Regions from separate parts of the Homo sapiens genome. Here region 1 is linked to region 2. A link is an interaction called in ENCODE POLR2A ChIA-PET data of the cell type or tissue named here. Cell type or tissue: PC-9. All regions are shown on one strand.

What was found. Peaks named below come from ENCODE experiments on the same cell type or tissue, not always from the same donor. Only the 100,000 strongest peaks of a DNase experiment are listed, where the experiment ranks them.
Region 1: POLR2A ChIA-PET joins it to region 2 with 10 read pairs; 1 of 35 experiments calls an interaction of 5 or more read pairs at or near these places.

The regions. Positions count from the first base shown.
Region 1 is chr3:65,503,029-65,505,528 of GRCh38, reverse strand. The region is part of intron 2 of MAGI1 (membrane associated guanylate kinase, WW and PDZ domain containing 1); the gene reads left to right. Among named protein-coding and RNA genes, the nearest start is that of LINC02040, 330 kb to the right of the region's middle. In PC-9, no CTCF peak of the experiment used is centred here; a DNase peak (open chromatin) is centred at 1,508.
Region 2 is chr3:66,020,506-66,023,005 of GRCh38, reverse strand. The region is part of intron 1 of MAGI1 (membrane associated guanylate kinase, WW and PDZ domain containing 1); the gene reads left to right. LOC124900543 (a long non-coding RNA gene) reads left to right here. Exons shown (of 2, transcript XR_007095951.1): 1 at 1-2,500. Among named protein-coding and RNA genes, the nearest start is that of MAGI1, 17 kb to the left of the region's middle. In PC-9, no CTCF peak of the experiment used is centred here; a DNase peak (open chromatin) is centred at 1,115; H3K4me3 peaks cover 726 bases; H3K27ac peaks cover 2,009 bases.

The DNA.
Region 1 (2,500 bases), 520 kb after region 2:
GGACTACAGGCACGTGCCACTATATCTGGCTAATTTAAAAAAATTTTTTTAGAGACAAGGTTTCACTATTTGCATAGGCTGGTCTTGAACTCGTGAGCTACCATGCCTGGCCCCAGTTATTTTTTTTTTTTTTTTAACTAAGCAAGAAAGCTGCCGAATATTAGAAACATTCAGTATTTAGCATTAACCATGCAAAGTCACCTAATTTGTGGAAACTTGATATTCTTAATTAATCACAGCTTTTCACCAAAATAATTATTTTCTTTTAATATGCTTTTGAAAATTATCTGGTTGAAATTGTTGGAAGTAGTTCATTCCATTTTACACAAACAATTGCTATAATTAATCAGAGAAAGTGAAAGTATTATTACCTGCCATAATGGAGAGAGTCTATCTGCTCTCATCCCCTTTTCTCATAGACAACTTTTAGCGCTAGGGTATAGCGTTACTGGTTTCCTGAATCCCTCTTGGAACAAAAATGCCTTCAAGGATAATCCTCAAAAGTTGATTTCTGATAAATGTGTATCTAATGCTGAAGATTCTTATCCTTTATTTCCTGGATGCTTTTTAATACTGTTTGAAATGAATCAGTTACAACCTGAGAACTCTCATGTTCCTGACTTTAATGAATGCGAGGTTTCCATGAGTTTGTATGTGCCAAAGTTCCCTTCCCTGAAAAATGAGGAAAAATGGTTAATGTTCATGTTCAGGTTGACTTTCCTGTGGAATGTTTTCTGGTCCTCCTCAGTATTCTGGTTAAGAGGCAGTAAGACATAGTTCCTGACAGTTTAGGTTTGGGATCAAAGAGGTTGTGGGGAAGGGTTTTACCAGCTTTCTTCTCCCAGACCGTCAACTCCATCAGCTCCCTGCTATGTTTCCTGGATGAAGACAGTGTTGATTTATTCAACCCTGGGTGAAGAGCTGTGGAAATTCAGCTGCACCTCGCTCCTCCACTAGTTTATCCTCCCACCCCTCCCCAATGTCTTCTTTGTGTACAGAAGTTCCCACCTAGTAACAAAAACCTGGTTTCAAGTCCTGGTCCTGACACTTACCAGCTGTGTAATTCTTGGCAAGTCACATAATGTGTGCATGTTTTCTCATCTGTGACATAGGATAATAATATTAACTACTTTATAGTGTTGTTGCAAGGATTAAATGAGATAATGCATATAAAGAATAGACGTTGGCCTAAATACAGATTTTTTAAATGAACATAATTTTCTAATGCCTTTAATTTGCTGAGGGGTTTGTATCCTTGCACATGAATGTATTTGGTCTCACAATCATTCTGTGATATAGTCAGAGCAGTAGTTACCCTTTTTGTTTTACAGATAAGGACATTGAGTGCATAAAAGGGAATGTTCCAAGGTAGTCACATAATTAATTTAGTGGCAGAGCTGGATCAAGACTGGTTCTTCTTACATCAGCTCCTTGAGCTGCTGTTTTTGTTTATTACTGGGAACCATTTGCTTGCCCTAGACAAACATATACTCTCTTTTTGTATTATATGATTCATTCAACAATCTGGAAGGTTCACATTTTTCTTTGACATAATGTGGATCTCCTTGAAAGGTAACATGTTTACACTTAACTGAGAGCACCTGGCTTCCAGGAAAAGGATACATGGACGGTTTGAATAGTTCCTTTGGAGCTACTTGGATTTGGCACTCAAAACTTCTTCTTTTCCTTCATCCCATGTCATAGCTATAGAGAAAAGAGCTAGAAGTAGGATCATGAAAACCAGATCAGATGCTTCCCATCTCTCATGTCTAGGCCACTTTTGCAAATCATCAGTACAATGGAATAAATGCCAAGTCCTTATTTATTTCAAGTATTGTAGGTGTGGTTTTTAAAACGAGATTCCAATACCTTCATCACACAGTGTTCTTCCATGCAAGATGGAACCTGAAATGGTCTGCTGATCCCAAACATGCAAGTTATAGCTGGAATAAAATAATTGTCTTTACACACCTGCTGTTGAATGGCTTGGCATTATTCCATTTATGAGACACAATTACTGACACTACTGTGTTGAGATCTGGGATAGAAAAAATAAGGGTCCTGTTTCTGACCTTTGTTATCATAGTTGAGAGTTTTGGACAGAGAATGCCCCATTATTCAAAATGGTGCTTCTAGAAAGGATCCATTTATGTTGCCCTGAGTGGCCTTGCTTCCTTGTGAAGTGATTTGTAGATTACCACATATAAAGTGTTAAATAACTCAACAACTTCCCCTGATTCCTGAGGAGGAGGCTGGCCTTCTTTATTCGTGTTTATTTTATAATGTGTTATAGGGATGACAATCAGTCAAGTCTCTTTTAGCTGCTTTCTCATTTACAATGAGGCATCAATTCTGATTAGACACAGACCCAAACTGATTCCAAGTTCTCAGAAGACAAGGATCTTACCTTTTCAACTTTGTTCTGCTGGAGGTACAGCACACCTGGGAGTGGGGAGGGGGCAGTGTATGTGTGTGTGTGTTGCTTAGTGACACTAACAAT
Region 2 (2,500 bases):
CAAGGATAATGTGGCACAAAAAGCTTATATTTCATGGTGTTTCAGGCTGGGCGATCCCAGGTTAAATTTCTGTGCTTTCGTCTTTGTTAAAGAGTTTAGCCATGTCACAGTGCAAATGCACAGTTAAGTTCCTCCACAGTGTATATGAAACCTGTTTTATTTCAGTTAGGATTAGCAGAGCACTCTAGCTGACCCTAAGTGAACTCTAGGTACATATGTGATAAATGCATATTGCTATATGCCACTGAGGTTTCGTGATTGTTAATTATATGGCATTATAATGGCAATAGGTAACAGAGACAATGAGATTCCATGTTCGAATGGCTGACACGTGTCCAAAAGCTATGGGTTAATTTGGGACTTTGAATCTTGAGTTTAGGCAAAGATGGAAAAAAATCCCCAGTAATTGTTCATTCCAGTGTAAGGACAGCAGATGAGACTGTTGTTTCGGATACCTACATCCAAGGAAATGTCCTGGCTTCTGCCTATTTGAATCTATGAGCCACATTTATTAACCCTATAAATTTATTTTTCTTTTAAAATTAAAAAGAGAAAACTTTTGAAGACACAAAGTGTTATCTCAATATTGATATATTATACATGTGTCATTATTTATAAGAGAAAAATCGGGAAAATAGGATGCCCAGCAAAGGAAAAATTCATGTAGCTGTTGCCTAGGTATGTCTCTTCAACTCCGTGGGAAAATACTGCCATAGGGAAGAAAGGCCCTGGCTTTCTTAAGCAATGTGAATTTGTTTCTGCGACATTTTAGCTAAAAATGTAAGCTCAAGATATTCTGTGTGAAATAAATTATCCCAAAGAAAGATAATTGTGAGAAGAAGCCATTAATGGGAATAAGACAGCTGGTTGTAAGGATTGGAGGCTTTTTTTTGGTGGAAGGAGCTTATCCATGGGGTTTAATACAACATGGTGAGTCACCCTGTTGCCTGAATTCCAGAGGGGAAAGAGACATTCGGGAAAAGGCTGCGGGGGAAATTTGCAGTCCTGTGCACCTGTTACCAGGCACTTATATTCACCTGATGGCTGCTAACAGATTGCAGGCACAGCTTCTTGAAGAAAATCATCAACTTTGAACACAGTACCCCACACATTGGATTTGGGTGAATGGAAAGTATATCAGAATTACCTGGGAGAGTTTTCAAGTTATAGTCACCGGGGCGTGGCTTTATTAGTGATTCTGACTCATGTCTCCCTGCTCAGCACAGTCCTGATACTCCACCTCCAAAGAGTGGTCCACAGAACAGCCACTTACATAGAATCAGGCAGGGTGTTTGTTAAATATGGGGATTACTAGACCCCATCCCAGACCTACGGGATCAGAATCCTGGGGGTGTGGACTCTGTGAATCCAGTGTTTAAAGGTGCTCTGGCTGAATGTGGCAAGTCCAGCGTGTGATGCTCCAGGCTCTAAAATATTGGCCTTTCTTCCAGTTATCTAACAAGTGATGGTAACAGACCCCACTGTACACTCGAATGAACACTGATTGTGGGAGGCAGTCAAGAATAGAAAGACAAATTGAGTTATTTGAGCTGCAAGTTCTTCTAGGGGGCAAATGCTAGGTGTGTGCATATGTGTTTGTGGAAGTTCATTTTCTTGCTTCAGGGTTTTAGTAATTTAGAGGGACCTTTTCCTCTGTACCATGCTTGCCCTTTTAAGGCAGAAAGGGAACTCCGGTGGAAAGACAGCATTGACTAATAGAACTTTCTGTGATGATGGAATATTCTTTATCTACACTGTGCAATATTTTATTCCCTAGCCACATGTGGCAATTGTGTACCTGTAATGTGGCTGAGGAACTGAATTTTACATTGTACTGACACACAGTTTAAATCTATCTGCTTGTGGCTAGTGTCTACCGTATTGAATGGCACAGAAGACAGTGCCTCCACAAATAGTGAGGACAGTTACAGATCTTTGGTGTCACATCCAGCTGCTCCAAGACACGGTTGGAGTGATACGTTGGGTTGATGCTTCTTAACTTTGAAAGCTTGGGGTAGATCATGTTTTAGTGTCCTTTGGCCTTTTTCTTTTTAATCGGTACATTTACCGATGACAGTTTTCTTAAGCTCAGCATATGGTAGTGCGCTCATTGTCCCAGGTGAAGTAGGTTAGGGGTGATGTTTTCTCCTGTTGACTGCTCTGTCTCCAGCACCTGTAATGAGTGAATATAATGGATGACTGAAAAGTGATTTCAACTTGAGTATTTTATGCAGGGTGGGAGACTCTGTGTTACCCCGAGGTTGTATAGTTAAACTGTTGTATCACTTGATGCTTTTGGTTATAATTAATTTAAAAAATGCAACTCAAATGGCTTAGGTAGCAAAGGAGATGAACTGATGCATATAACTTAGAATTTCAGAAGGATGGAGCTTCAGGTATGGCTCAATCAGCGTATGGGTCCAATTTCTCTGTAATTTGCTTCAGAGCTGCCGATAGTCTGTATTGACTACCTGTGAAGATACAACCTACATATCTGTAA